Linked DNA regions of Homo sapiens: region 1 is linked to region 2. The links are chromatin loops, found by intact Hi-C in ENCODE. Cell type or tissue: HCT116. All regions are shown on one strand. Links, peaks and the distances in the headings refer to the core of each region. The heading gives the core; the rest is flanking DNA.

Region 1 (16,367 bases), core at 6,121-8,620, 230 kb before region 2:
TGAAGAGCAAGCAAAGTGGGGAAACCGGAACCAAACCCAGGGACCTTAAGTGTTATCGAGCTGGTGATTCTTACCTTGAGAACAGCACACAAAGTTAGTGAGGCTCGGGGCTCTAAAATAAGATGGGGTGAGAAAAGCACTTGGGCCTTATTGTAGAATTCTAGTGCCAACATCATTGTCTATTTCAACCTCCTCTTGGCAGGCAAGGAAACTAAGGCATAGCTTGTTCAAGTCAGTTGCCCAGGGTTCCTCAGCAAGGAAGAGGCTAAGCTAAGAGAGTGCCCAGGTCTCCTGACTCCAGTCTAGTAACTGGGAGGCTCTGGTTCAGGCACAATGCTGTTACTGCATACATCTCCACTTCCTAGAACTTTGCCCGGGAGGTCTTCAGTCAGACTGCCTGGCTGCAGCAAATGCTGCTGTGCTAGCAGACAGGGGTGAGCTCATCCCCTGAGGCGGCGTGGCAGGAACGTGGTGGCAGCCAGGGCTTCGGCTCCCGTCTGAAATCATGGATGAAAATAGCTTGCCTGCGGTCTATTGATACCCAATACTCTATCATCAGATTGAGGAAGTCAATTAAGTATCTGGCTTTCCCCCAGGGGCCTGAGAATCGCACAAAGCCCAGAGAACAGTGGACAACAGAAACAGGGCTTTGGTTTCCCATTCATAACTCCCCCAAAATCAGAGGCTGCCGGCTGCACTTTCTGGTCTGCAGGCAGCATTAGGTGGCTCCCTGGGACTGGTGACAAGAAGCCAGCTCTCCAGTGTGAAGAACGGGCTCAGACTCAGATTGCAGAAACATCTGGCTCTCCTGGAGAAAGCACAGGAAACAGCTCAGGATGGGAGGGTCCTGGGATTGCCCTGGAACTTCCTGTGGGCAAAGGGGCAGAGGCCAGAGGACCAGGCTGGTATGAGTCGGGAGTGACTGTGGCTGATTCCAAATGAAACCTCAGGGACATTGGTTAATGTTCAGACCAGGGCAGAGGTAGAAGTGCCCAGGGGAATGCAGACTCCTCTCCTGCCACATGTGAAAGGCAAGAATGTGGACCATCTCCCCCCCAGCTCGATGCTGATCCAGGTCAACCAGCAAGGGACAGAATGCGTGGTGCTCCAAGCCTCAAGCCCTACCCTGCCTGCAGTCAAGCTGTGCCCCTGTCCATGGAGAGCCTGGCCCTCTGTGGACTTATGTCTCATGCAGGCCACCTCATTACTCAGCCAGCTCTCCTTCCACCTTTGCCCCAGTTGTCCTTTGGGGACCTTTGGGGATCAAATTTTCTAGGCTGGGTGGTGATAACTTGACAGCTCAGGGATAATATGCTGGGCCAGAAGTTTTCCGTCTTGAGAATCCAACATCAGAATCACCCGGATGGCTTTTAAAATGGCCAACTAACATGAAAAAATGCTCAACATCATGAATCATCAGGGAAATGCAAATTAAAACCACAATGAGATATCGTCTTATCCCAGCCAGAATGGTCAATATTAAAAAGTCAGAAAACAATAGATATTGGCATGGATGTGCTGAAAAGGGAACATCTATACACTGCAGGTGCGAATTAAATCAGTACAAAACCTTTGAAAAATAGTATGGAGGATTCTTAAAGAAATAAAAGTGGACCTACCATTTGATCCAGCAATCCCACCACTGGGTACCTACCCAAAGGAAAAGAAGTCATTATATCAAAAAGACACCTGCACACATATGTTTATTGCAGCACAATTCGCAATTGCAAATATATGGAACCAACCTAAGTGCCCATCAACCAATAAGTGGGTATACACATATACACTATGGAATACTATTCAGCCACAAAAAGGAATGAAATAGTGTCTTTTGCAGCAACTCGGATGGAACTGGAGGCCATTATTCTAAGTGAGGTAATTCAGGAACGGAAAACTGAACACCATGTGTTCTCACAGGTGGGAACGGAGCTATGGGTATGCAAAGGCATACAGAATGGTATAATGGACTTTAGAGATTCAGAAGAGGGAGCGTGGTAGGGGACGTGGGATTAAAAAACTATATACTGTCCATTTTGGGTGTGTTGTACAAAATAATTTTTTAAAAAACTACATATTGGGTACAACGTATACTATTTGGGTGAGGGGTGCACTAAAATCTCAGACTTCACCACTAAGAAGTCCATCCATGTAACAAAAACCACATGGACCCCAAATGCTATTGACATTTTTTTAAATTAAAAAATAAAAATAGGCTGGGTGCAGTGGCTCACACCTGTAATCCTAGCACTTTGGGAGGCTGAGGCGGGCAGATCATCTGAGATCAGGAGTTTGAGACCGGCCTGGCCAACATGGTGAAACCCTGTCTGTACTAAAAATACAAAATTAGCTGGGCATGGTGGCGCATGCCTGTAATCCCAGCTACTCAGGAGGCTGAGGCAGGAGAATGGTTTGAACCCGAGAGGCGGAGGTTGCAATGAGCCGAGATCACACCACTGCACTACAGCCTGGGTGACAAGAGCAAAACTCCATCTAAAAAATAAATAAATATAAGTAAGTAAGTAAATAAATAAATAAAAGGGCTCCACCCCCATAGTTTCTGACTTGGTAAGCCTGGCCTGGGGCCTAAGAATCTGAATTTCTACTAAATCCCCAGGAGATGCAGATGCTGCTGGTTCAAGTAACTGCACTCTGAGACCCATGTGTAGGTACGACCGGATGAGGCAGGGACAGCTGCAGCTAACATAGCCAGAAACGGCCTCCCTGAGGAGGCAACATTCAGCTCCGACCTGAACGACAAGAAGGAGCCAGCTGTGCAAAGTCTAGGAGTTCCTAAACTCTTCTGGGCCTGGGGTGCTAGGGCAGTCTGGTGAAGCCTATGCATCCCTTCCCAGAAGGATGTTTGTAATTGCATTAAATTAATATACATGGGGTTACACAGGAAAATCATTATCTTGAAACCCAGCTCAACCCATGGAACCCCTGGTTAAAAAACAAAAACAAAAACAAAAAAAACCTGGGAAAAGAGTATTTGAGGAAGAGGGAATGGTAAGTGTGAAGTCCCTGGGTTGGGTGAATTCGGCAGGTTGGGGGAAAAGATGCTCAATGCGTGGAGCGAGTGAAGCAGAGGCTAGGTCCTGCGGTGCTTGTGCTTTGGGGATGGCTCTAGTCTATATTCCCAGTGTGCTGAACACCAACAAGGCTTTCAAATCTGCTTACAGATCTGCTTACCACGCCATCGGGGCAGGGTGGTGAGCAGATTCGTATTCTAAACCATCACTGTGGCTGCTGGATGGAGAATGGGATGTTAGGGGGACAAGAAGGGAGGCAGGAGACCCTTGGGAGCTACTGCAGGCCTCCAGGGCATACACATAGGATGCGATCTTCGACGCAGGGCAGGGAGAGGATCCTTCGGGGCCAAGAGGGACCTTGGAGGTGTAAACTGAGTGAAGTACCTATGTATTGGACACAGGCAACGGAGGACGGGTATTTGGGGTTAGTGTCTACTGCTGACTCTGTTACTAATTCACCACGGGCCCTAGGCTCAATCGCTCCCTGTCTCAGGTTCTCAGGCTCTAGTGGGTAAAAGGAAGGCTTGGACTAAGCTCCCACAGTGAGAGTCGAGAGAGTTCAGTGCAGGCCCCGCGAACCCTCTGGCTGGAAGTGCTGTTTGCCCGGGAAGCATGATGATGCCCACCGCCGCGGGCGCCCGAGTGGCTGCCCAGTCCGGTCTGCAGGCCTCGTCGCCTGCGGAGGGGGCGGCGTGGGGACCAAGCGGCCGCAGCGAGGCGGCAAGGCGCCTGGGTCCCGCTGCCAGCGGCCGGGGTAAATGAGAGCCCGAGGGAGCCCGGGCGGCGCGCGGCGGGCGGGATTGGCGCCCGATCCAGTCCCTCCCCTCCCCTCTCCTCTCCTCCCCTCCCCTCCTCTCCCCACCCTTTGCCTCCTCTTCCCTTCCCACCCCTCCCTTCCCTTTGCGTCTCCTCCTCTCCTCTCCCTTTTCTTCTCCTCCTCCTTCCTCATCTCCTGCCCCGCACCCCGCTCCTCTTGGCAGAACTGCTGGAAAAAAGGGCCGGGCAGAGGGGCAGACGGCGGCGGGCCGGCTCCGCGCCGCCAGCCCGGGCAGCGAACACTCAGGAGGAAAAGCTGCGCCCCCGTCAGCCTCCCCGCCCCTGCTGTGGGGTCCAGGGCCCCGACGCCCGGTGGAGGGGGCTCCCCACACCCACTGGACACCTGTTGGCCCCCTGCAGGGAAAATGCTTTTTCCCTCTTCACTCCCACCGACCCTCAATCCATGCTGACCTCCCTGAAATGGCAGACCAGCGAGGGCCTCCGAGAGGTTTCGTTATTTAATCAACAAACTTTATTGAAAAACTGCTCCTCGCTGGCCCTATACGGGGTGGGCCCTGGGGACGACACCAGTTCGGACCCTGTTCCTGTCCTGGAAGAGCACCCAGTCTAGTGGTGGAGATACATATATAGGGGCATGAAATAAGCACCCACTGTTTGCCAGATCTTTGAAACACATTATCTATAATCCTTATGCTAAAGCCTCAAGTAGTAGTATCTCCATTTTACAGGTGAGGAGACAAAGACTATTCGCCATGGACTAAGATAATAGATGGATGAAATTTATATTCACAATATGTAAAACCCACAAGAGGTGACTATCTTAAAATACACAAGGATTCCTATAAACCCACCAAATGGCTACAATTTAAAAGACTGAAAGTATGAAATATTAATGAGGATGAGGAGCAACTGGAATTTTCATACGCTGCTGGTAGGAGTGTAAATTGGTACAGCCACTTTAGAAAAACGTTCAGTAGTGGAGATTAAAGCCAAACATTCAAAATTCCCGTGATGAACCAATTCCACTACCAACAGAATTGAGTGCTTATAGCCACCAAAAGACACGTTCAAACATGTTCATAGAAACTTTATTCATAATAACGCCAAACTGGAAACAACCCAAATGTCCATCAACAAGAAAAAGGGTAAATAAATTCCGCATAGGCATACAATGGAATATTACACAGCAGTGGAAAAGAATGACCTAGCACACAACCACCTAGATAAATCTGAAAGATGCCAGATATGAAAGAGAACTTACTGCATGATTCTGTTTATATACAGGTTTTTGAAAGCGAAACCAATCTAAGGTGTAGAGGTCAAAGTAGTAGTTGCCTTGAAAGGTAAATGGAGGGGACACAAGAGCCTTTGAGGGGCTGAAAAGCTCTAAATCTTAACCTGGGTGGAGATTACACAGGTGTGTCCATGTGTAAAAATAAATCAAGCTCCACAGTTAATATCTTGTGCAACATGTGTAGACTATACCTTAACTCAAACAAAGCAAAACCAAGAGCTTCTTCCAATCAACAAGGAAATGATAGGAAATACAAATGTGTAATGGGCAAAGGACACCCGTTGGCAATTTATAGAAAGAAAAGTCCTAATAGGTAGCAGGTATTTGAAAAGATCCCCAATCTCATTAGTAACTAGGCAAATATATATTGAACAAGATACTACTTGACATCCATCAGATTAGTAAAGCAGATGGTACCATGTGTTGGCCAGGGGATGTGGGAGATGGGGACTGGAGCACAGATGGGTGCTGGAAGCAGTTGGGCTAGCTGCCCTTGGTGATAAAGTGAGCGCACACCTTGGGACTCAGTTCCAACTCTCCGTGTTTGTACTGGCGAGCAAGGGGACCGGTACAAGGACATGTTCATGTGGTATTATTTATGGGAGTGCTGAGTTGAAGACAACCTTGATGTTAATCCGGGGAGGATTCAGTAAAATGTGGTAGGGTCACACTATGGGATACTGTGCAGCAGTCAGAAGCAACAAATTTCTAATGACATATGTGCATAGATGGATCTCTAAAACATAGAGACATGGCTGGACTTAGTGGCTCATGCCTATAATCCCAGCACTCTAGGAGGCCAAGGCGGGAGGATTGCTTGAGCCCAGGAATTGGTGACCAGCCTAGGAAATATGGTGAGACCCCCATCTCTACAAAAAGAAAAAATGTTTTTTAAAATTAGGTGAGCATGGTGATGTGCCTGTAGTCCCAGCTACTCAGAAGGCTGAAGCAAGAGAATCACTTGAACCTGGGAGGTCAAGGCTGCAGTGAGCTGTGATTGCATCACTGCACTACAGCCTGCATGACAGCACGAGACGCTGTTACACACACACACACACACACACCACCACCACCAGCACCAACGTAGAAACGTGGAACAAGTAAGTAACAGAACTAAATTGACAGCCTAGTACCATGTATGTAAGTTACGCCCATCACATACACACACCAGCTCTGTACATTTTTTAAAGATATGTGTATATGCAAAGGCATACATTAAATGTCTGAGTGTGTGCTTAAGAGAGGGAGATAGGAGATGAAGGAGAAAAACAAAGTAAAACAAAATATGATCCCATCATTCTACTTCAAGAGAGAAATGAAAATATATGTCTATACCTAGATTTGTATTTGGATGTTCAAAGCAGTTTCATTTTTAATGGCTAAAAACTGGAAACAACTCAAATGTCCCTCAACAGATAAATGGATGAACGAAGTATAGTAAAACCATACCACAGAGTGCCACTCAGTAATGAAAAGGAAAAACTACCGATACATGCAACGATATAGATAACTTTCCAAGTAATTACTGTTGAATGAAGAATCTAGACTGTATGATTTCATTTATAGAAACCTGTAGGAAATGCAAACTAATCTGTAATGACAGAAAGCAGATGAGTAGTTACCTCTGGAGTAGGGAGGGGCAGAAGGGAGGAATTATCAAGGAGCAGGAGGAAACCTTTATATGAATGACACCTTCATTATCTTGATTATGGTGATGATTTCTCAAGTGTAAAACTCATCAAACTGCAGACTTTAAATATGTGCAGTTTATTTATTTTATGTTAGGTAAAGCCATAAAAAAAGAAAATAAGAGGAGGGCTTTGCATTAACTAATGATTATAACATACCTGAATTGAAGGGTATAATGAACCCTTTCTAAGGATAGCATATAATTCTATCAAAAGGATATAATTAACTTTCTGTACCTGAAAATTAATAACTAACCAAAAACAAAAAAAAGCCCAAGCAAATAAAGCAAAAAACAAGGCTTAGATGGTAAAGTGACTTGCCCAGGCTTCACAGCTGAGATACTGGCTTCTAGAGTGTGGCTCTAGGAGCCTCTGCAAGACTCAGGGCTTGCATTAGTTTAAGGTGCATTACAGGCAACAACATGAGAGAAATGACCTGTACTTAGTGGGGGCAGAGATGGCCACATTCACCTACTCCTTAGGGGCTGTCTCTGGAAAATGCACCAGGGACTCAGAGATTGGTGGGGAGGAGGCAATATCTCTCTAGGCCCTCTGCATTCAGTCTTGAAGAGAGACACCTGGACAGATAGTCACAAGGCTGGGTGAAATCAGGGAAGGCTTCCTGTAAGAAGGGATGCACAACTTCACACATGTGTTTGGCCCAGAGCAAGCCCTCCCTAAATTTTATCTGTTTATTATAACTGTGCGCCCACAATATTAGAGAGAGAAGAGTGGAAAGGAACCAGGTGTTCCCGCCAGAGGGAGCTGTACCATCAAAGGCAAGGGGGCATGGTGGAGAGCCACAGATGCTTTGGCTTGGCTGTGATGGGAGTGGGGCAAAGTACAGGGTGAGTCCTGTCAGGGATGGTTGACATTCTCCTGAAACTTCCTAGATGACACATGGGCATAGGACATTTTAGGACAGGGGTGATAGAGGAGTCAGAGAGCACTGAGAAGCTCCCCCAACTATGCAGTTGACCTAAAGTCTTAGCCTTGCCAAATCTAATCTGCAGATGGCTTTAATCCATTAAGGTTTGTCCTCAGTGGTCTCTTGGCTTGCCTGACACATAGTAGGAGGCTGATATTAGATTTATCTCTTGCCTCCACCTTTCCCAGGACACTTACAGGCTCTGCCCAATACCCACCCACAGGGCCACTGTCCATACCGAGCCATGACCAGAAAGTGGGCAGGGAGGGCTGGACTGGGTCAAGTGGACCCTGAGTCCCAGGAAGGAGCCAGCCAGGGACAGGCACCCCTGGGCCAGGTGGAGGGAGGGGGTTGTTCCTGATGCCCGCCCATGAAAAAGCCACATTGTAGGGTCTTTGAGGGAGAATATATTTATTTTGTTTCCTGAGCTGTGTGAACAGTGTGTGGTGCCGCCTGGATTCAGTGGGCTCCATGTGGCTGGGGAGGGATTACATCCCCTCCCAGGTGGTATGATATAAAAAGGCCCCATTCAGCACTGGCCTGGAGGCCCACAGGCAGCCCTAGGCTCCTGTACCATCCCTTAGAGGAGCCTGGCTCCCCCCATCTCCCTGAGGCACAGGGCCTGGGGCTGTGTGTGGGGGACTATACCTATACTTGCCTATACCTCTTGGGGTGGGGGGCGCAGGGACAGCTGTTTGAGACCTATTCTCTGAGGGTCCCTGCTCACCTTCAAGTAGGATCCCTCAGGCTGCACACTCAAGAGAGGAACCAGCCAAGGGGGTGGGCATGGGACACAAGAGAGCCACTTTGTCCCAGCCTCTCATTCTCAAAGGGCCTCACATTTAAACCGTGATGTTACCTCTGAGGGAGGTTTCACATCCAGCCACGGAGACCGGCTGAAGGAAACCTTCATCAGACAACTTTAAATTCATGTTCATTGCTAGGCCACATCGCCTACGGGACCTCTGAATTAATATTTATACAATCCCTATGATTATTTTGTGAATAACACAGTTATGTTTCCTTAGGTTTTGTGTGAGTGAGTATGAGCGTGTGCATTTGTGTGTGTGCAGAGTATTAAAATATTTCATGGGAAATATTTTAAAGGCACCCTGATTTTTGTAACCCTGTTTTGACTTTTCTTTATTTGTCAGTGCTCTGGGATTTTCTGGACCTCCAAGGGCCCTTGGCAAAGGATGCCTGCATCCTGAGCATGTCTGGGCCCAAGAGGTGTAGGCAAGCAGACAGGGGGGCTGTGTCCCTGGTAGCCATGGGCAGGGGAGGGCTACATCCTGGCCAGGCATCCCTGGAGTCAGCAGAGAGGCCTGGAAGGGGTCCTTCCTCAAAATTGGCTGGCTTCCCAGATGATCAGGTCCCTGGTAGGGAACATGAATTTCAAGTTCTTGCTGGGCTATTCCTTGCCTCTCCTGTGTGTCAGGCCCCCAGGGCCAAGCATGGGCTGCCTCTCACTGGATTTTCCATACTCCCTCAGCCCTTCCTTCCTCACCTCCAGAGCAGAGCTTCTCTGACCCCAATTTGGAGGTGCTGGGAAGCCCCAGAAACCCTGGCTGCCATGGGGTCTTGATCTCAGTGGGAGTGAGCTCACTGCAGCTATCCCAGCCCTTGGCTGGCCCTCTGCCTTCTAGTTCAGCTCTGCGTCTGTCTCCCTGAGTCACCTTGAGAAATCACTGAACCTTGGCTCTCCCATCTGCACAATGGTGGATTGCATTGGTTGGTTTTTGAGGGTCTTCTCAGTTCAGACTTTCTGGAAAATCCAGGAACCTGGATGCAGATATTCATATAACTGGGTTCAGACTGACAAACCTAACACAGGCACCTGATTATGCTGGGATGCTGGTCGCTCCATGTGCCCCCATGCTGTCTAAAAAGAGTTTTCTCCTGGGCATTTGCATCCATCCTCCTGGGGAGGTGAACGATGTTGGGCTGATCTATAGCCCCCTCATCCCTTCCCCTCTTTGAAAAGAACCGTAGAGGAGGTCTTGGTGCCGACATTTGGGGTAGAGGTAGAGGGTGGGGAGGTGAGGCTACAGAGGAAGGGGTTGGGAATGGACTGCATGGGCAGGGGCTGGAGGGTGCTGAGCTCTGGAGAGCGCTGAGCTCCCAGCTGTCCATTGTAAAACTGGATCTGATTTCAGCTTATGGCTCAATGTGTCACAGGAGAGAGAGGACCCATCCGGAGGAGAAAGAGTGCCGTCTGCTCCCCAGCAAGGGGAGAGCTCTTTGTGTGCCAGCATGGCCCAGCACTTGCTGTTGGTGATGGTCTTGTACTCACCGGTGAAAGAAGGGTGGGCAAGGGGTTGGGGGTGGTCTGTGAGAGGCCTGGAACACCCAGGCTGGGCACAGCTGCCTGTGCCAGCAAGCTTAGCTGAGATAAGATCTTGTTCTGGGCTTGAGAACAGGGCTCTGGCTTCCCTGGAACGTGACCTACTCATCCCAGAGTAAAGTGGAGTGTTCTGGAAAGGATGGAAGGATGGATGGAGGGATAAAATTAAACTGATCTGAGGGAAGAATCCCTAGTGACTTTTTCTAGATGAATAACTTATATAAACAAGAGAGAGAAACTAAGCTTTATGTCCGTGTTTTGAGCCTGATGAACTAAGAGAACGAGCCTGAAAGGGATAGCTGCCAGTTGCGGGTTGGGGAAGGAGATGGAGGGGAGTGGAGATCAGGCAACGATGACTTGGTTTGAGACCTGTTGAGTTTGAAGCCAGGGAAGGAAAGCTGGGGAAACATCTGGCTTGCAGCTAGAGATTGGGAGAGGGACCCTTGTCTAGATGTGCATATAGATTTGGAAATTTCAATACATAGAGATGATAGTGAAGGTTCTACGAATGTGTCAGTCCTCAAAGGAGAGATATTAAAGCAAAAGAAGGGGAATGAAGGCAGGTAGATCCTTGAGGGTGTTCACGGTTTAGGAGCTGATAAGGGACATGAGGGCAGTGGAAAGGGAAGCATGAAGCCTCCGGAGAACCCGTGGAGAAGGGCATTACCCTCAACTCTTGTGGCGCTCAAAGGGAAGGAAAATGGAAAAAAACAAACTGGACTTGCTGTCTGGTGAATCCCAGGAGAGAATTTTGGTAAACTGTTGACAAGGGGAAGTCATGATTGAAGGGACTAAGGAAGGATTGTCTATGTTCCCTCTAGATTGTTGAGGCATCTTGCTTTGCACGGGTGAAACACTGATTGTATCCAGCCATCACATTTGCCACTTACAGTCATATAGCCTGAAATGTCTAAATAGGATTGTCTCAGGACAGGGTCCCTGGAAATAGAGCACGGGCTCTATCATGCATCATGTATCACTTGCTAGTGATAGTAAGAAAGAATTCTGTGCTATATGTTAGAAGATCTAGTTTCTGGTTCTTGCTCTGGTGCTAACCAGCCAGATCACTCAACCAGAGCTCTTTATCCAACATTAGTGAGTTACTTATCACTCCTTATCTTGTACTGCTGTTTCCATTGCACTCTCCCTAACTCAACATTATCTTATACATAGTAGCTGCTCAATAAATACATTTGCTGAAAGGATGGACAGATGAATGGCTAAGTGGATGAATGACAGGTTCTGGAGTTCAGTTGCCTATCTGTAAACCAAGGGATATGAAGTCAAGCTTCCATACATTTCCTCACACCTCAAATCATCTGTGGCTATGCTGTTTTGATCTAAGCAGAGTTCTTCCAAAGTTGCTTAGAACCTGCACACCTGGGCCAATCAGGCTTTTGTAGATCATTCAATGTAATATCCTTCTGAGCCATTGTCACATCTCCACGGCCTTTCCTTTATGATCGGTGAGAGGATCTTAGAAGATTAATACTAAGTATTTGTTGAATGAAAAAGAAATCATTTCCAATTATAACCTGACACATTTAAGGATCTATGGCATGTGGGTCTCATGGTAGACAACACGCTCTACAGTGTTTGCCAGCTGTTTGAAGATTATCCTACACAACGGGGCAGGATGTACTCCCATAGCCAGTTTCTGGTGTGACATCTGAATGTGGCTTTGCAGCTTTGGGCTTGGGCGTGTCCTTACGTCCATGAGGCCATCAACACAGCACTCGGAAGCATCATGTCTGGGCCCCTGCCACAGTGTAAGAGAGAAGCTGACAATTTGGAACATGCCCAGAGGCAAGTGGCCAGGATGGTGAAGGGTCTGGAAATGTCACAGGCGATGAATGGGAAAAGAACCGAGGGAATTCGCCAGAAGAGAGAGACACATGATAGCTGCCTGCAAAGACTTGAAGGGTTGTAACAAAAGGTGTGTCCAAGCTAACCTGGACTAGGGTTTGGCTTTTTCCCTACGTGGGCCTCCTGAGAACAGACCTGCCAGTGGCAGATATAAGTTACAGAGAGGCCAATTTCAGCTCAGTCTAAGAACTTAAGAAGATTTTTTTCAACTGAGTTATAACAACATAGAATTGAAGGAGAGAATGCATGAGCATTGCCAGGACTGAAGGAAAGGAGATCTCATCAAATGGGTAGTTGGTCTAGGTGAATTTTCAGAGCTCTTGCAATGTGGAGCCTCCAGAACTCTAAATAATTGAGCCCGTTAGTACAAAGAGAGAGCTCCTTGCTTTGTCAATTTAGAAATCGTCTGCTGGTCTTCACTGTGGTTCATCTAATTCCTGGCTGGTCTCCTCTAAACACATTCCTCTATTCAGTGGTTTTGGCCTCCCAATTGAAATGACTATAAGCCTCTCTCCTCTACGTGTTTAACAAAAAATATATTTTTAATTCTTTTTTTCCAAATAAAGAGCTTAGGAGGTCTCAGGAAGACTGTCCCCAAATGGAGAAATTCCATAAGAAACAAACAAACAAACAAGCCTCCAAGCAAAAATTATACGGCCGTAAAAATCAAACCCTCAAGATTCCGTTTGCCTGGCTGTCCAGAAAATAGAGCTTTGTCTGCCTCTAAGATCTCTTCAGGGATGATGGATTTGCCTCACCCATGACTGGACCCATTAAATTTAAATCTGGGGGCAGGGTAGGTGGGAAACCCTCTGAAGCTCACACCTCCTGAAGGTGGATGGAGAGGGAGAAACATCATCTCCACAGCAACCAGGGGCCCCCAGCATAAGAACCTCCCGTATACCTGGAGCCAAGTCTTCCCATAGCGACTGGGCCTGAGGGTTGCATGGCTGGGGCCTCCTATCTGGTGGTTGGTGATGTCAGTGGAGCCTCTGATGCAGTGATTTTCTTGGAATTATGCAGAAAGTATGGCCCATAAAATAGAAATTAATCTATCAGCTGCAAGGCTTAAAATAAAAACTGATTCACAACCACTTTATTTGTGACCACACCATTGCCAACCAGAAGTAGCCCTCGACTCCCACACACGGGGCTCCATCGGGTTTTCTTTTCACAGTGGCATAAACCGTCAGAGCCAGAATGGCTCTCTGGGATCGTCCAACCCCCTCATTTTACAGATGAGGTTTCGTTTGAAGCTCAGTTCCAAGCGGGCTTGGCGTCCAACAGGAAAGCGTTAACATTTTCCAGAAGCAGGCGTCGCCTCTCAGCTGAAGGCTGCTTTAACATGAAAGTCCACGTCTTGTTTGAATTAGCACGGGTGCTCTGGGCATGATTACTGGAAAGCGGGTGAGCCAGGGGCGGTGGGGGTGGGGAGTGATGTCACTGGAGACCCCAGGTAAAAGCCGTGGGACATGATGACAGTCACCAGCAGAGCCCTCTCTTGCTTAGGCAGATGTTGGAGGGAGAAATGGGGCGGCTTCTTCTGGAGTCGCTGGTTCTAGGTGGCAGCCACAGCCATCAGGGGCTACTCCAAAGAGGCACCTTGGTGTTGGGGCTCAGGTAGACATAGGAGCGTGTCTCCACCACGTTGGGTGACAGACACAAGGGCACCGCCTACTGGCCCTGGAGTCCAAGGATGCTCTCCGGATCCAATGTGGGCAAAGAACTATGTCTAGCAGAATTTGGGGGGCCACTTTTCCAGGGGCTTGAGCCCTTTGAAGAGGAATCTCTTCTCCAGCCACATCCCCAACTCCAACAACACTGGCTCCACCACCGGCTGCATCTTGTAGGGAAACTGGAACCTACCACACGGAATAAGTGTCAAGAGGAAGGGCTCAAATTCCCTGGGATCCTGGGCTCTCTATAAACCCATAGAAGCCCTTACCCACACAGGTTTCTTTTCCGTGTGTGTGTGTGTGTGTGTGTGTTTGTGCGTGCGCGCGCATGGTGTTAGAGGAAGGGCGGGGGTGGGGAATGAGGGAAGTTGTGCTGACAATTGCAAGTCTGTTCTGGAGCCCAGAGGAAAAAGTTAGTACAGACCTAAGTAAGAGAAAGAAAATTTCAGGGTTTCCAAGAATACTTAAATAATTGCTGCTATTCCGGCCCTCAGATTGGCGGTTTGTTTGAGTAATAGCTCTGGCATGAACCCTTTATACCACACTTTGTCCTGGAGGCCAGGCTGGCTCTGTCATGTCTGCAAGGGATACCCCAGGGTGCACCATATTCTGGGGACACTCTACAGTGAGGCAAAGGAACAAAACATTGGGCCATAAGGCAAGGTGGTGAAGATGGCATTTCACTGTCAAGGTGCATGCTCATGGACTTACAGAGATATAGAGGCTTTCCATGGGGTGTCCTCTGAGGCGTGGATTCTCTGCCGTACAAATGCCTGACCTATCTTATTACCCCATCAGATCTCAGTGCATATAAAGAGGCTACACAGGTCATTATTTGGGGGCACTCTCACCTTGCATTAAATTTCCCAGGGCTGAGCTGGATGCTGGTTGCTTACAGGATCCCTGCGTATTTATTCTGCCCATTGTATCTTGACTGTACACTGTCAACTGTGATTTGCTCAGGCACCTCTTCCCTACCCTAGCAGAGGGAAAGATCTTTTCCAGAGTTGTCAGAGGTGCGAAAGTAGGAGGAGAAGTTGGCTGAGTTCTGGGGGTCAGGTTCTGGTCCGGGCTTTGCTTGGCTGTATGCTCTTGAGCAAGTCACCTAATCCCGCCATTGAGTTTTAGAGTAATTTGTTACACTGCAATAGATAGCTCATCCACTGCCCGTAACATCCACCCTGGTGCCACCATTTTGAGAAACACAGACTATATTGACCCCCTCTCCTTCTTCACATGCCGTCTTGGAATGTTTCTTTTCCAGTTTCTCATGTGTCCCTCAAGGATACTGGATGGTTTCTAGGATCTCCACCTTCTCTGGAAAATGTGAGCATGTTAACATTCTTCTTAGGTGGGGCACCAGACTGGTACCAGTAGTGGCGGCACTGTCACCCCCCTCTGGCTTCACTATTCCTGTTTGAAGATTCCTCCTTCACTCACCAGCTATGTGACTTTGTGTAAGTTATTAAACTTACCTGGGCTTCCATTTCCTCATCTGTAAAATGAGGATAAGATATTCCCTGTCTCACAGGGCTATTGTGAGTGAGGATTAAAAGAGATAATGTATGCTGAGTGCTTAAAACAGTGCCTAGCATGTAGTGGGTGCTTAATAAATGCAGCTGTCACATCGTTGGTTAGCATTTAGCCCCTCTGTTCTGTTCAAACTACTACAACAAATGTGCAAAGACAATTGGGGTCACAGAAGAGGGAAAAGGCACTCCCTGTTTGCTGGTCCTTATTCTGCAGGAAACTCCATGTTTCTCACCCATCTACAGGGGCCATTTCTCCACCTCACACAAGGATTGTGGCCCCTCATCTCTTCTGCCTCACGGTCATTGTGAAGTTAAAATGGGCAACTCAGTTCTTAGGTTGGACCTACTGACAACAGACATATGACCTGGTTACAGTAAAAGTGTGTTTGCTACCACAGTGAGTGACTAGAGATAAAAAATTATAAAAAGAAAAAAAAGAGAGTGTTGGAGCTCAAGGTCCCCTTCTCACTTTCTGGAACATCCCTGATTGGAATCTGCCACTTTCCAATACTGGGAGAAACTCTTGTTACTTTCCTGATTACAACTCCATAATGGCTTCCCACTAAGTCCCAGATGCTTACTGCAGTATATCAGGCCGGGATGCCCTGTCCCTGACAGATTCTTTGTCTTGATGGCTCCCTCTCTTTGTCTACACAGACAAGACTCACTTCTCCCTGCCCCTTGCTGCTTGTTGTGGCAAGTTACCCCCGACCCTCCAGCAGGCCCTGGGTCAGGAAGGAAACTCTCACTTGTTCAGGGTGCACTCCCCAGACCACAGTCAACTCTCTAGAAAGGGTTTTAGTCTGCATGTTGGAGAATGCAATAGCAATCCACCTTCCCAAAGGTTTCAATAGTCACTTTCCATGTAGGGTCATACAATGGGGTTCCCAAACTACTTCAGTCATATAAACAAAAGGGGACCATGATGATGAATATCGGGTGTCACTGTTAGGACTCAGACGTGTCAGCCGTGCCCCAAGGGGATGCTGTTGCCTATTTGGAAGCCTCTGGCACTGGGGCAGTACTGCAAATGTGAGCCCTGAGAGTGAGATAAGTTTACTCACCTGTTTACCTACACCTAAGATATATGTTTTGCAGATAATTTTATCCGGTCTCTGGCTCACTTATTCATCTTCTTAGAAGTGTCTTTTGCCCGGGCGCTGTGGCTCATGCCTATAATCCCAGCGCCTTTGGAGGCCGAGGCGGTCAGATCACTTGAGGTCAGGAGTTCAA
Region 2 (16,367 bases), core at 6,456-8,955:
TCCATTATCTGGATGTACTGTATTGTAATTTAACTAGCCCCCTATTGATGGACATTTAGGTTCCAATCTTTTACAGTACCTTCAAAAATATCTTTGCATACTTGGTACACATGGGAAAGAATATCTATAGCTTTGTGGTCCCACACTCGCTGGTCACCTGTGGCTATTTCAAAGTTAATTAATTCATATTAAATAGAATTTAAAACGCAGTTCCTAGTCACATTTTAAGAGCCATGTGGGGCTAGTGGCTTCCATTCTGGCAGGGAAGATATAGGGCATTTCTGTTGTGCAAGGAGTTCTAGTGGACAGCGATGCTGTCTCTATGTGATACATTCCTAGAAGGGAATTATGAAGCCACAGGTCTTTGCATCTTGTGTTGACAGATATTGCCAAATTTCCCTCTGAAGAGGCTCTAGGTATTTACCTTCCCCCAGTAAGAGCTGAGAGAGAGCACACACTTTTTGTTTCAGAACAATCGGTGTAGAATGTCGGAAAGAACACGAAACATTCCCTGTGTGTACTGATTCCAAGGACATTTTGTTTCCATTGTTGGTGCCCACGTTGCTCACATCAGACACTGCTGTTCCCAATTTACAATGGGCATGCCTGTCCCTGGGGTCCCACACCGCTATCTCCCTCAGAGGGGAGACAGCCACCTGGCTGAGGTCTGCTTCTCCACAGCTCTAAGCCTCTTCTCGTCTCCTCTGCACACCCCGACTCTTGGTCCATCATGGTGCAGGGGAAACTGCTGATCCCATTTATTCTCCATCACCACGAGACAGACTTTACTAGAAAACTCAGCACTCTTGGCCCAACCTCTATTTCTTCACCTCCCACTGTCTCTGACCCTCTCTCCCTTTGGTGAATCATGACCTCCACATGGCTAAACCTAAGGGGCACCTCATCTTGTAGAGTTCCTATCAGACTTCTGGACAGCAACCTGCACTCCGACTAAGCCCTCTGTCCCACCTCCTTCACAGTCTCTCTTCCTTGCATTTACAATCTTGGCCATCTTCTTTTCCCTACTCTGTAGTTTTCCTGGTCTGTCTCATCCCACTATGGCGTTGATTGGCATCTCTACATTTGGGGAATGATGCTTAGGCATTTAGCTTCTATGTCCTTGATTACTAGTAAGATTAAACATCATTTCACAGCTTTTGAGCTTTTGAAATTCTTCTGTTATAAAGTCAGGGTGGAAGCAGAGTAGATGTTGGGTATTAGATATAGATTCCAATCCAGTTCCTGGCTCCTGAGGGGCTCTGGCCCCACACCTCCAGGCCCCCAGAGGCTCTTCTGATTCTCCATGCTCTGGGCATCTGCGTCCACAGCCGCTGCCTTCCCACCACGGTCCCTACACCTTCAGTCTACTGAGGAGAGACAGCCTCATCACCATCATTTCCCCAGCACTGTGCACGCCACCCCCACCTCCCACCCAGTGGACAGGGATAGGCGTCAGCATGCTCCCCTCTCCTCAGCCCTTCCAGGGATATTGTTCCACCACCCCTACTTGACAGCCGTTCTCTTTTGAAGTGCATACGATCTATTACTTCTGCCTTCCTGAATTCTTGGTCTGCTTCCTACACTATGGGCCACTCCACTTTGTTTAGGGACTTTGAACCTCATAGACTTCTCTATCCTTTTCCCTGACATCTACTTCCAGGCTTCAGCATCAAGGTAAGTTTCTTTGTCCACATAATTACTTGACTTAAACCTCAGTGACTTGTATTTCGACTGTATTTTAGACACCCATGTGCCTCACTTCCTCTCCTGTGAATGAGCTCTCTCTTGAATCTCTAACTCTGAAGTTCCTGTTGACTGCAGCTGTCTACACACCCACCTCCTTTTGTCCATCCCATTTGTGGAGACTGCTCTTTAACCTTGGTGTGACTGCAAGTTTTTTTTTGTTTTTGTTTTTGTTGTTTTTTTTTTTGAGAAGGAGTTTCACTCTTGTTGCCCAGGCTGGAGTACAATGGCGTGATCTCGGCTTACCGCAACCTCCACCTCCTGGGTTCAAGCGATTCTCCTGCCTCAGCCTCCCAAGTAGCTGGGATTACAGGCATGCGCCAACCACGATGGGCTAATTTTTTGTATTTTTAGTAGAGACGGGGTTTCTCCATGTTGGTCAGGCTGGTCTCGAACTCCTGACCTCAGGTGATCCGCCTGCCTCGGCCTCCCAAAGTGTTGGGATTACAGGTGTGAGCCACTGCACCTGGCCTGATTGCAAGTTTTATGACCCCTTCCTTTCTCTTGAATCCTCTGGTAAGCTATTCTCTCCATCCAGTCTCCCTATCCAGTCCGAACCGTGTGACCCACCATGTCAACTCAGTGGGAACCAGGAACCTGATGACCTCTCACCCCTCAGCCTTGCATGCTGTTTTGAGCTCCTGAGGATGCTCATTCACCCATGGTTCCTCTTGCATGCCTTCTCCTCCACAAAGACTTCCCTTCCGGCCCTGAAGCTGAGGGGACGGGTCTTTCACTCCAACGCCAATATCACTTGTGCCTCTTTTATGGAATTCCATTCTAACTCAGCCACATACCTGTCCTGCCTCCTCAGAGCGTGAACTCCAGAGTAGGGACAGCTCCAGCCCTGTTCCCCCAGTGCCTGGCCTCCATGTTTGTGGACTAGCCCATGTTGGCTTAATTTGGTGAATGGATAATTTCTGCTTTGGCAAGTGACAGCTTCATCACCTTAGGCTGATAGTACCCAGGTTTCAAAAGCAATGTGTCTTTCCAGAATAGGAGAAAAATGAGTAGAGAAAAAGAATAAAGTCCAGCAGGAAGGTATATATGCATTTTTTTTTTTTTTAAAGAGACATGTCAGAGCCTGGTTACAGGCAAATAGAGTTGGTAAATGCTTTCTCCCAAGGTGCCCGTGAAATTCTGCTAGCATTCAGGGACTCTAGTGGTAAACAGGCTTATTTTGGCAGTGACCGTACATCTCGGTGTCAGGTGATAGCCTTGGCAGAAAGATGTGAAAACGTCGCGTCTATGCTGAAAGGAAAGAAATTGCATCTGTTTTTTTGCTAGTGTAGGAGGACAGGCTTTCCTTATGTAGCCAGTCCTGTGCAGCCAGCCTTAGAAGCAAAGCTGCAGATGCATCCGTAGAAATAATCTGAGGCTCTGCTGCCAGAAGACAACAAAGTGTGTCACACAAGCTGATGCCAACACCCTGCTTGTGCAAATACTTGGGACCCACATGCTGGGCTTGCATCTTTCCGCCTGTGGGAAGTGCAAGCACACATTCCACCTGTTTTCTCAGGAAGGAGAGACCTGCTGTTTGAGATGGGCTGTGGCAGCAGGGACAGGGCAGTCCAGCATTTTAGGTAAATAATCACCGCCTAGATTGGTCAGCCTTCAGTGAAGGTACCTTGGTCTCTCATGGGGGTGGGAAGGTCAGTCTCTGAGAGGCCAAGACAAATGATTAAGAGACAGTACAGTTTAAGACAGCACCAGCTTTATTGGCCACTCAGAGCCTGGAAACCACACTGTGCACCGAGAGCTCACGATAAAGCAATGTGCATTTTCCAGTGCACAGTCAACAAGGCGGCCTCCCCAAAACTAGCTCCGGGGGTTGCGCCAGACATCCATTTCCGGCAACAAGACCATTGATCCTTAAGGGTCCTCTGTCCTGTCTGCGCATGTAGGCTCTGCTGGGCAGGATCTTCCTTTCCAAAGCCCTCTTGTGAGTAAAATAACATTTTAAAAACTATGGTGTGTGGATCAGGCGCAGTGGCTCACGCCTGTTATCCCAGCACTTTGGGAGGCCGAGGTGGGGGGACTGCTTGAGACCAGGAGTTCAAGACCTGGTCTCAATACAAAAAATACAAAAATTATCCATGTGTGGTGGCATGCGCCTGTAGTCCCAGATGCTCACAGGAGGCTGAAGCTGGAGGATCACTTGAGCCCAGGAGTTTGAGGCTGCAGTGAACCATGGTCGTACCACTGCAATCCAGCCTGGGTGACAACGAGACTCAAAAACCAAAACCAAAATAAAAACCTATGGTGTATGGAGGACTTACAGAAGCCACAGAAGCCTCCTGTGTTTACTATCCTCTACGTGCCCCTCCAGATCCACTCTGCAGCCTGGGAGGCTGAGCCTCCAAGTACCACAACACTGAGTTCCCTTCCTTTTTGCTTCCTTTTGGGATCAGCCAAGGGGGACCCCAGCAAGGGACTACAGGCCGGGAACAGCCAGGCATTTCTTCCCTCTCCCTCAGGCCATGGTTTTGGCAGAGGTGCACTCTGCTGCTGTGGCAGCTCCTGCCAGGTTCTAGGAACTGTTCTTCCCTGCCTCTTCTAGCCTAGGGTGGCAGCTGCTTTGTAGTCCACCTTCTTTATTTCCTTAATCTTACCCATGCCTCTGCAAAGAGCTTTCATTGAGCTTTTCTCTTAAACCTTGTGAGCTGTTTCCTGCTCAGACCCTGATTGAACTGTCTGATGGCTACGGGCCCTCTGTCCACCAAACCATATCAAATCGCGAAGTGCAATTTTCAAGTGCACCATGTTTTAATGCATTGTGTTTATATGTAGTTTTGCGGTGAAACAGTCTAATTCCTTCCGACAGTGGCTTTGATCCAAGAAGCCTCCGGTTGGGCTTCTTTGGTCACTGTCACAAGATGGCCTTCATAGGACCTGCTAAGGACTAAAGAGAAGGCAGTAGGGAGGCATTTTTCCTCTAAATTCATGTCTTGGTTCGTGATCTTCCTCCTTTCTTTGTCCTAACACAGCCTCTTGCCTATTTAAGGGGGCATCTGTGTCTTTTCCTATACTGAGTTCAGGCAGATCACAGTACTTAGCTGGCTGGACACAGAAGTAAAACTCCACAGTGCCTTCCCCTTCTGGTCAGCAGCCCTTCCTGCACTCATCTGGGAGGAACAGTGCTTTTGTGTACTTGACCACTCCTTCTCAGCTTCTGGTGATACTCTCACCCTTAGTCTTTGCCTGTGGAAGAGGGGACTCTCTGGTCGTGTCTCTAGAGCCCCCACCTTTGGCCTCTGTGCCGTATCCAGGAACCCTAGAGCCCCAACAGAGGAGCAGTCAGTCCTGCCTGGGGGTCCTGAGTTGTGCCCCACTGCCAGCACTACCCAGGTTCCTTATCAACTTGCTTTCTGCACTTCTAGATTTGGACTCTACTCAAGCCCATCCTGCCATCCACCCTATTTTCTAGAGAATCATCAGGTTTTTTTTTTTAATTTTTTTAAATTTTTATTTATATTTATTTATTTTTTTGAGACAGTCTCGCTGTCACCTGGGCTGGAGTGCAGTAGGATGATCTCAGCTCACTGCAGCCTCCACCTCCTGGGTTCAAGCGATTTTCATGCCTCAGCCTCCAGAGTAGCTGGGATTACAGGCGCACACCACCATGCCTGGTTAATTTTTGTATTTTTAGTAGAGAGGGGGTTTCACCATGTTGCCCAGGCTGGTCTCTAACTGGACTCAAGTGATCCACCCGCCTTGGCCTCCCAAAGTGCCAGGGTTACAGGTGTGAGCCACCGTGCCTGGCCAAGAATCATGTTTTGTACAACTCTACCCTCCCCGCTTTTAGGGCACTCTCTCGTTAGTGCTGGGACTGCTGAAGCCCATGGAGTGTAAACGATGACTGCCACTTTAGTGTGGGGAGTTTGACTGTCCACTTGTAGAAAATCCTGTGTTTAGGGCTAACTTTAAACATGCCCATAATGGCGAAATCCATCAGAATCCAGAGGTAGGTGGCAAAAAGCTCCAATTTGGGGCCAAATTATAAGTCATTAATAAGAAAAGTTACTAGGATTAGCTCTAGAAATCTTGGGTAAGGGGCTAGAAAAGAAATATCTGAAACCAGAAGTGTCTGGTAAATAGCAACTCACATTTATATTTTACTTTCATCTGAGGCCTCACCTCATTTCACACTCTCTTTTTCAAGAGGAATTAGGAATTACGTAACTCTGAAAGCAAAAAATCTCAAAATTATGACAGGTGGTACAGATATTTATTTTCTCAGAGCAGAGTTTGGGCCTAGGCCACGGCTGCCCCTGTAGCTCCCCTCTTGTAAGAGATGCAAAGCTTACTTCTGGGGCACACCCATCTCCAGCTGGAGGTGCAAGCAAAGGCCACTGTGTAAGGAGGCAAAACTCTCCCTTACTGCCTGAAGGATCTCCAACAAGCATATTCTGGAGAGCTCTGACAGGGAGCATTTTACAAGGTCCCACTGGAGCTGAGGCTTGAGGTCAGGTCCAAGTGCAGGCCTCCTTCCCATCACAGCTTCCGAGCCTTCCTGGGGCGGCAGCCGTTGTGTGGGATTGGGGTGTTGTCTGTGATTGAGATCACTTCCAGGCCGCCCATGATCAGTCCGTGCATGGCAGACTGGAAGGAACAGAAGGAAAAGTAGAATGACATGGTCCCAGAAATGATGATCCAGTGTCTCCAGGCAGGGTTCGGAGAGGGACAGGGTGGCGTAGAGAAGGGAACGGAGGGGTGAGATGCTCACTGGCTTTGATACCTATAATCCCAATCCTATTCTACTCTCACAAAGGTCTCCACCCAAACCCTTTAACCAGGTTTTCACACTGTTCCCCTCTCAAACTGTACCCACCACTTTCCACTTTGCACTTTACGATCTGCGAACAAAGACTTCTTGTAGACCTTGGCACACCTTGGGTATCATACTTCTGTAGCTTACTCAGGCAGTTTTCTCTGCCTGCAATGTCCCCCCGTACCTGCTGTGCCTCCACCTCCCTGATACCTCATTATTCCTGCAAAGTCAGAGAGATGTCACCTCTTTGAAGAAGCTAAAGATTATCTGTGCTAATGATCATCAGGAAAGATTATCCCTGCTAGGTTCGGGATCCCCTGATGGGCTCCCAGCGATCTGGGCACATGCTTTACCACAGCGCTCACCAGTCTGTCCTAAGGGATTTGTTTGTGACAGTTCCCCCAGGAACCACCTTCCCATTCCCAGTGCGTGGCACGCAGCAGGCACTCAGTGTCTGATGAATTATACTAAGTGATCTAGGCTTGCTCTGAGGGGCTTGGTCAATTATAGAAACAACAGACGGGAACTTCAAGCAAACATGGAAATCCACTAAAAGGTGTTTTCTACTCTCCCTGTACTCTGCTCTCAAGCCCCAAATTCTCACACTTACTAGGAGGCAAGTACACTATGGAAATCACTGTAACTTACCAAGCGTCCTGGCCCCAGGCCTTTCACCACAACTCGGATGTGGATCACGCCCTTTTGTTTAGCTCTCTGGAGAGAAGCAGAGTGGTTAGTGCCCCGGAGAGAGAACTACTGCATCCAAATCTCTTGCTACTGCCTCCTAGAGCAAGGGGTGTGTGAGCTCAGGGAAAGGGCATCCAGAGAAGTAAACAGGGAGGCAAAGGGCAGATGGCTATAGTGGAGGACAGGCGCCAGCAGAGACCACAGAATTTGGCAGGTTGCAGAATTCACGTGACTGTGATCTGTTTAGCCTAGGACAGCACCGCCACCTAATGGAAATTTCTAAATATTGCTCAGGTTTTTCTCAGGGGGGCAAATGCAGAATTTCAGACCATGAGGCGCCACCCTAGGCTTCAAGGCTGAACCTAAATACCCACTTTAAAAGTATTATCATTTAAAATCTCTAAGCAGTTAGAGTTAAAATTTACTTTCTTGATAATAAAGGCAGTTCATTATAAAAATGGGAAAATATACAGAAATCATTCATGACTCACCATGCAGAAGCCACTGTGAACAGTGACATACTTCTTTTCATAGTATATGATCTGTCCATGGTTGGGCATTTACAGCATTTTGATTTCTGATGATAGTACATGCAATCAATATTTTGGGGTGCCTTCCCTTGTTTGAAGGTCAAGGTTTTCCTTCAGGAAATACATCTGGTTTGGCAGAGTCTGAACATTTGTAAGGCCTGTACTATAGTAGAAATTGTGCAGGCTTTGGTCCCAGACCAATCTGGGTTCCGATCAGTGAACTGAATCGGTGCATGGCTCTGGGCAAGTCACACACTCTGAATCTCAATTGGCTTATGAAAATGTGGATAATACTGAGGGTCTCTGAAGATTCAAGATAATGAATGTAAAGTGTCTGGCACATGTAGATGCTCAATAACTATACCAATAGCAGCACCTTGCCAATTTGCTTCTAAAAAAGGTCTACGACAGTTCACACTGGAACTGGTATTGCTATTGCATGAGTCCCCACGATACTATGTCCTCTCCAAATAGACTATCATATCTCTCCCAACCCCAAACCACTGGTCTTTATTTTTATTTTTTTTCTTGAGATGGAGTCTCGCTCTGTCACCAGGCTGGAGTGCAGTGGTGTGATCTCGAGTCACTGCAACCTCCACCTCCTGGGTTCAAGTGATTCTCCTGCCTCAGCCTCCCGAGTACCTGGGACTACAGGCGCGCACCACCACGCCCAGCTAATTTTTCTATTTTTAGTAGAGATGGGGTTTCACCATGTTGGCCAGGATGGTCTCGATCTCTTACGCCTGCCTTGGCCTCCCAAAGTGCTGGGATTACAACTGTGAGCCATCGCGCCTGGCCTATTTTTAATTTATTTTGGAGACAGGGTCTCTCTCTGTTGCCCAGGCTTTAGTGCAGTGGTGAGATCATAGTTCACTGCAGCCTCAAACTCTTGGGCTCAAGCCATCCAGCCTCAGCCTCCCAAGTAGCTGGAACTACAGGCAGGTGCCACCAGACCTGGCTAACGGTTTTTAAATTGAGGGGTCTTTGGTTCTCAAGCCTTTGGTATCTTGGCTCTTACATCCTAGAATGAACCAACAAGGGCTTCACCTCTAATGAAGCTGAGAGAAAGAAAAAAGAGGAGCCTTTCACTAAACCTTTTCAAACCAATGCTCCAATCAGGGCATCAAAGCTGCCATGACAAACCCTTGCTTCTGAATGGGTAGTATAATGAGGATTCTCCACTCAGTGATGAGCCATGCAGAAAGCAAACACACACTAGAAGGAAGCAGAAGGAACACACACTTACCGCCGCTGCGGCTATGCCTGCTGTCTGTGCTGCGATGCCTGTGCCCTTCTTGGCATTCCGAAATCCCTCTGTGCCACAGGAAGCAAAGGCAAGGGGCTCATTACTAGCAGAGACTACCTGGATCTGTGTGCTGAGAAAAGTAGAAGAAGCACATAGGATACAACTCTTCTTCAGGGAAATAAGAGAGAGCTAATCTATGCCCCTAGAAGCCTGGGTGAGAAAGAAAAAGGAATTCAGTTGCTTCTACTTTGAGCTTCTCAGATGAACATGTTTTGAACTCCTACAGGAAGTATCAGGAAAGGTCAGAATTCTCCCCTAAACCTGACTGAAAACTGGTAAGTCACATAATTTAAAGAGCGCTCCATAATCTGAGAGTAGTTAGTTAAGTATCACCCAGAAAATGACTGTATTGGGGAAAGTTTTAAATATACACAAAAGTGAAGAGAATAACATAAGAAATCTGATGGACTCATCAACCAGCTTCAACAATTATCAACTCATATCCAATTCAGTTTCATCTATAAACCTTGTTCCCACCCCACTCCCCTCACCAATGGATTATTTTGAAGCAAATCCCAGACCTATCATTTTGTCTGTAAATATTTCAGTACATAGCTCTAAAAGAAGGACTCTTAAAAAAATATTAGCAATATTACCATATTGGCTACTTTTTTTTTTTTGAGATGGAGTTTTGCTCTTGTTGCCCAGGCTGGAGTGCAATGGCACGATCTTGGCTCACAGTAACCTCCGCCTCCCGGGTTCAAGTGATTCTTCTGCCTCAGCCTTCAGAGTAGCTGGGATTACAGGCGTGCACCACCATGCCTGGCTAATTTTGTATTTTTAGTAAAGACGGGGTTTCTCCATGTTGGGCAGGCCGGTCTTGAACTCCCGACCTCAGGTGATCTGCCCGCCTTGGCCTCCCAAAGTGTTGGGATTACAGGCATGAGCCACCTCGCCCGGCCTCATATTGGATACTTTTGATGCTTATGACACTATATTCCATGATCAAAAATTATTTTAAACAAGTAAAACTTTTCTCTTTTTTTCTTTTTTATTTTTTTGTGAGACAGGGTCTCACTCTGTTGCCCAGGCTGGAAGTGCAGTGGCACAATCATAGCTCACTGCAGCCTCCAACTCCTGGGCTCAAGCCATCCTCCCACCTCAGCCTCCCAAGTAGCTGGGACTACAGGTGCATGCCACCACGCCTGGCTAATTTTTGTATTTCTTTAGAGACTGGGTCTCACTATGTTGCCCAGGCTGGTCTTAAATTCCTGGCCTCAAGTGATCCTCCCAAAGTGCTGGGATTATAGGTGTGAGCCACTGCATCCACCCACAACTTTTTCTTAATCATCTCTAATAAGTTACTTATTAATACAATTAAGAATGCCTTAAGAAATCCTCAGATATGCTTTGATTTCCCCTTTAGTCATCATCATCCTATTTCTGGTCTGGAGAGCTCTGAGAGCTCACAGAAGGAGGCAGGAGAAGTGACTGAAGGGGAGGCCTGCTGGAGTCAGCCCCGGGCTTGGGCCATCCACTTGTTATCCTGGCTATGGCTCTGACATTCCCCCTACCAGAGCTTCTAGGGTTTTCCATATTGAATAGATGCGTAATTGCTTGTCTCTGTGACAGCCTAAACAGTGCTGTATAGAGTAGACCATAGACACTTAAATGCAGTTAGCCTATGTCCTTATTAGTCTGAGGGGAAGAAAAAGAAATCCAATTGCTGTCACTTTACATTTATCTGACAAATGCTGAAATGAATCCTATAGCATTTCATCTGTGCCACACACTTTAGCCCATGACTGTAGTCTCTTGTGCTGGTCTCTAAATTGCTGGGTGGGTTGGCTGTGACCAAATACTGATCTCATTTCCAAGTGGGGGCCAACCTGTAAAGTTGTCACTAATACCAGCAATGCTTCTGTTGGCAGCATATGTTTGGGAATTCCCTTGGCACTGTCCCCGTCTGTAAGCCACACAAGAACACTAGTCTTGTCACTTTAAACTCACCATCCACATTTAGCTCTACAAGGTGGAGGCCAGTGCACAGTGGCCCAGAGTGGTGAGTACTTTAAAGGGACAATATCTATTTAGAGGTCTAGATTCTGGTTAGTGTATTAATAAATCATATTAATATCTTGAATCATATCTTTTAATTTATATATCATCCATTCCCTACCAGCAACACTTAATAAACACCTTCATGGTGGGACCATATGCCCCTCATACACTCCTTCCAACTCTTGAGCAAAACCAGGAAACACTATTCTCAAGGAAAGCAAAGAATTCTTATAACTAGGATATGCCCACCCTATTTCACATTTTTATGAAACTTGTGTAAGATGGCAGGTGGTTCCTCAAGTGAGGAGGAAGACGGTGCCCTACATTAGCGCCATCATGCAGCACTTAGCACCCTCACTTCTACCCCGGGGTATTCAGGGCCAAGCCTGACTTTCCCTGTGAAGTGGAAAGAATCTCACGCTAGACCTGCCCAGTGTTTCCCTTCCCACTTACTTGTTGTGGGATGCTTTAATGTGTGCAATTGGGATCTCCTCAAATTTCTTTCCTGCCCACCTCAGAGAGCTCTCCTCTCCTGGAATGGGAGGGTAAATGCTGCAATTAGAAGAAAGATTTTATTTAAAATTGTCTCGACTTTTTAAAAATCAAAGAAATACAACACATGGTTAAAAAATAACAGCTCTGTGCCCCCTGCTGCTTCTTAAGTGGCTGCCCCCACCATTCCTTTTCAGTCCTTCTGGTGCCACCACCGCATGTGTGACTGCTGTGCTTATGATGCTGTTTCTTGACTTGCTGACTTCAGACACATCTGGGGACTTTCCGCTATGAGAAGGGATTTTCATGCATACTCCCCATCTTCCTTGTCCCTGCAGGTATACCCGTGTTCATTATTTTCAGATCCTTTGTAGGTTCCTCTTCCCACAATTTAAAAAATACAGTCAAACCTCTGTTTCTTATTTCATCAACCATAGACAATATCTGGACTCTACATTGCAAAAAATGAGACAAAAATAATACTCATATCATTACCATTAAAAAAAACCCAGAATCCCCTAGAATAAAGGACAGCAAACTTTTTCTGTAAAGGGCCAGATAGTAAATATACTGGGCTTTGCGGGCCAACAGGTCTCTGTCCCAATTACTAAACTCTTCCACTATATCCCAACAACAGGTACAGACAACAGTAAATTAATAGGCTGTGTTCCAATAAAACTTTACTTACAAAAACAGGCAATTGGCCAGATTTGCCCAGTCGACCATAGTTTGCCAACCTCTACCCTAGACCAGTGGTTTTCAATGCAGGCTGAACATCAGTCAGCTGTGAAGCATACAGATGTTTAAGCTTCACCCTGGACTTCTGGATGGGGTATGGAAATCAATGTTGCAAATGTCCCAATAGAATCAGATGTGAACACATTGTGTTGCGTTCAAGATCTTCCACTGTCTTAGTCCAAGCTGTCTTCTGGCTATTTCTAGCTAAGTTATCATCTAACTTATCATCTCTAATAAGTTAACTTATTAATACAATTAAGAATGCCTTAAGAAATCCTTAAGGAAAATAAGGATTTTTATTTTCAGATGGTGAAAATTAGGTACCAATAGGGAAATAGGGTTAGCAAGAGAAGCCAAGCCTTGGACCTAGTAGATCTGTCTCAGTCTAGAGCTTTGCTCACCAAGCTGTGCTTTTTAAAATTTGAACACACACAATCATCCTTCAGCAATGGAGCTGGAAATAAACTTGCTGTTCCTCTAGGCCTACACACATATATCAGATTCATGTTTGTACCCACCACAGCCACTTGAAATACAATAGACTCCATTTTAGAAATTATATTATAATCTAAGGACTACTCTCGCCCCAGCCCTACCTGCTTTTCTAGAGGTATTTTAAAAGGCAAATCAAAAACACATTGGTATTCAAAGTTTACAACTATATTCTTTCCTGTGGGTTTGACCTTAGAAGTGATTAGAACTGCCTCGCAATCATACAGCACATACCCTGTTCAATTATCCTTCCATTCTCCTAGATGACTCTTTTATAGCTTCTTTTGTCTCCTCTAACCTCCAACTCCCTGCTTCCTCATTGCTGAGCGGATGACCTCCACAGGGGAATAGAAGCAATCAGACTTTCTCCCAGCTCCCACTACTGAACATCTGTGCCCACAGCCTTTGCGCTCTCTCCTGTTACAGTGCTCCACTTGTGTATTAGCCCCTGAAGGACACTGTTCCCGCAATGTTCCCACTCCAGTATCACTTGTTTTTTCCCCTCTATACTGCACTGCTCCCAATGGCAAAACATATTGTTATGTTCCAAACTGAAAAAATAACAGAACAACCCTCGAAAACCTCTTGAACCCACCTCCTGGGAGCTATTGTCCATTTCTCTATTCCCTTATAGCAGAGCCCTCTTAAGGAACTTTAAGGTACTGACTATACTTGCTGTTTCTTCCTATCCTCTGCTTCTATTCTCCTTGAACCCATTTCAATCAGATATTAGCCTCTACCACTCCACCAAAAATGCTTTAATCCAACTAACTCCACATTACTAAATATAATAGGCAATTCTGTTATTGATCTAGCAACCTATCACATCAGCAGCATTTGACACAGCTGATCTCCCCACCTTGAGCCAAATTAAAAAACAAATGTTCTCTCCTGGTTTTCCTATTACCTCTCTGGAAGTTCCTTGTCTCTTCTGATGGTTCTTCCTAGTCTCCCAAATCTCTAAATGTGAAAGCGCCCCAGGGTTCAGTCCTTGGACCTCTTCTCTTCATCTACATTTATGGTATTAATGATTTTGTCATCTCATGGTTTTAAATATCATCTCTATGATGTCTCCCAACTGTATATCTCTAGCTAAAGTCTGAAGTCTGACTCTTGAACTCCATTTCTTTTTTTGCTTGTTTGTTTTTTTGAGATGGAGTCTCGTCCAGGCTGGACTGCAGTGGCACGATCTTGGCTCACTGCAACCTCCGTCTCCGGGGTTCAAGTGATTCTCCTGCCTCAGCGTCCTGGGTAGCTGGGATTATAGACCCACGCCACCACACCTGGCTAATTTTTGTATTTTTAGTAGAGACGGGGTTTCACCATGTTGGTCAGGTTGGTCTAAAATGCCTGACCCGGTGATCCGCCTGCCTCGGCCTCCCAAAGTGCTGGGATTACAGGTGTGAGCCACCGCGCCCGGCCCTTGAGCTCCATTTCTAATGGTCTACATTGTGTCTCCACTTGAATGTTTATTAAGAATCTCAACCTTAACAACTCCCATCCAAACTCCTGCAGTCTTCCCCATCTTAATCAATGACAACTCCGTCTTTCCAGTTGTTTAGGCCAACAAAATTTGGGGTCTTCCTTCGCTCCTTTTTCTCACACTGTATATTAACAAATCCTGCTTGTTCTACCTTCAAAATATGTCAGACCATTCATAATACCTCCATGGCAATAACCATGGTCCAAGCCACCATTGTTTCTTGTCTGGATTATTTCAATAGTCTTCTAACTGCTTAGAGGACTTTTCCCAGCTTCCATTCTTGCTCTCCAATGGTTTAATATCAACACAGCAGCCAAAGAGCTTACAAGATCTTGTCAGCAAGATCATGTCAACCCTTTATTCAGCAATTTCCATTGGCCTCCCATTTCATTCACAGTAAAAGCTGAAGTCCTCACAACGGCCTACAAAGTCCTACAGAATGTGGCTATGCAGGCCTGCTTGACCCCCACTTCCCCTTTCCAACCGTTATACTCCTACATTTTACTTGTTTTCTATTTACTGTCTTCTACCCACTGGAATTTAAGTTCTATGAGGGCAGGGCTTTTTGTCTGTTTGGTCAGGGATATATCCCCAACACTCTGAACAGTGCCTGGCATTGTTGAAGAAATGACTACAACAGAATCTTGGTTTAGATGCTTTCAGCAGCTCCTCACTGCCTTCAGTGGGGACAGCGTAAAAGCTCCAGTGTGACAGACAAGACCCCTGGCATTCTGATGCCTTCTTGTCTTGTTGGCCTCATCTGCCATCACATACACACCTGAACACACCATGTTTTTTCATACCACATGCCTTTACACAGATGGTTACCTTTGTCTCCAATGACCCACTTCAACTTGTCCAGATGAACTCCCATTCACTTCTGAGCTCCATGTTCTTTTCTCCATGGTCTTGCCTGATTTCCTCAGGAATGAGACACTTATTCTTTTTTTTTTTTTTTTTCTTTGAGACAGAGTCTCAATCTGTCACCCAGGCTGGAGTACAGTGGCGTGATCTTGGCTCACTGCAACCTCCGCTCCCTGGGTTCATGCGATTCTTCTACTTCAGCCTCCTGAGTGGCTGGGATTACAGGTGCCAGACATCACGCCTGGCTAGTTTTTGTGCTTTTAGTGGAGACGGGGTTTCGCCATGTTGGCCAGGCTGGTCTCGATCTCCTGACCTCAAGTAATTCGCCCACCTTGGCCGCCTAAAGTGCTGGGATTAAAGGCATGAGCTACTGCACCCGGCCAGGAGTTAGACACTTATGATTTCATACTTCCAACCAATGCTTACCTCCATTATATTATTGAGCAGATTATGGTTAAAATGTTTGCATGTTTGTCTTCCCTCAAAGACTGTGAACTACTTGTGGGGAGGAATGATCTTTTGTATCTGTATTCACGGCACCTAGCATGGTGTCTCACTCATAGTAGATTCTTGGTAAATGTTTGTTAAATGGATGTGAAGTTAAGTGGATGTGTATACAGCATACAGAGGTGGTGGCACTGGTGGGAAGCAAGATGCCAGTTCCTAGGGCTGAGCACAAAACCCACCCTGGACCATCCGTAAGACGTGCAGGAACATCTGTTCCATCGCTAGCGCCCTCTACCTCCCCATTTTGTTTTGGAGGCAGGGAAGGTTATTGGTCTGAAAAGATCTCCATCTCAGAAGAAAAGAACGCTGATACATGTTATGGATATCTCACATTCACTCATTGATTTAACGAATGTTCACTGAACATTTACTCTGTACCACGGCTCATCTGATTCTCACAACCTCTCTCAGCATTATCCGCATTTTTAGATGAGAAGGCTGAGGCTCAGATTTATTTGCATAAGGTCCCACGGATAGCAAGTGACATAGCTGAAAATTCACTGGTTCTGACTCTGGAGGGTGTCGGGCAAGAGTCAGGGGTTGCGGGTCTCCAGAGGGCTGGTCCAAGTGGGGCTCACCTGAACTTGGTGTGGCTGGGAGCCGCGTTCTGTTCAACTTTCTGCTTGGCCGCAGCGTCTTGGAGCTGTCGAGCGCCTGTGCAGATGGTCCCGGCCGGCGTTCTGGCCACGACCCTGCTGGGAAGAAAAGCTCGGTGAGGGCCACGGCCTAACGGTCACTGGGGCCCGGGTGGCT

The links. A loop is a pair of places that touch in the nucleus more often than their neighbours do. Peaks named below come from ENCODE experiments on the same cell type or tissue, not always from the same donor. Only the 100,000 strongest peaks of a DNase experiment are listed, where the experiment ranks them.
Region 1: it touches region 2 in a loop (14-fold over the local background); 5 of 110 quality-filtered maps call a loop at or near these places.

The regions. Positions count from the first base shown.
Region 1 is chr15:88,692,952-88,709,318 of GRCh38, reverse strand. No RefSeq gene overlaps it. Among named protein-coding and RNA genes, the nearest start is that of ISG20, 62 kb to the right of the region's middle. In HCT116, for the core only: a CTCF peak has its summit at 7,531 (motif pointing right); a DNase peak (open chromatin) is centred at 7,528; H3K27me3 peaks cover 537 bases.
Region 2 is chr15:88,467,850-88,484,216 of GRCh38, reverse strand. It overlaps MRPS11 (mitochondrial ribosomal protein S11), which reads right to left. Exons shown (of 6, transcript NM_022839.5): 2 at 16,193-16,309; 3 at 11,492-11,590; 4 at 8,978-9,107; 5 at 7,163-7,228; 6 at 3,441-6,345. The coding sequence ends at 6,238. Among named protein-coding and RNA genes, the nearest start is that of MRPS11, 8.3 kb to the right of the region's middle. In HCT116, for the core only: a CTCF peak has its summit at 7,487 (motif pointing left); a DNase peak (open chromatin) is centred at 7,436.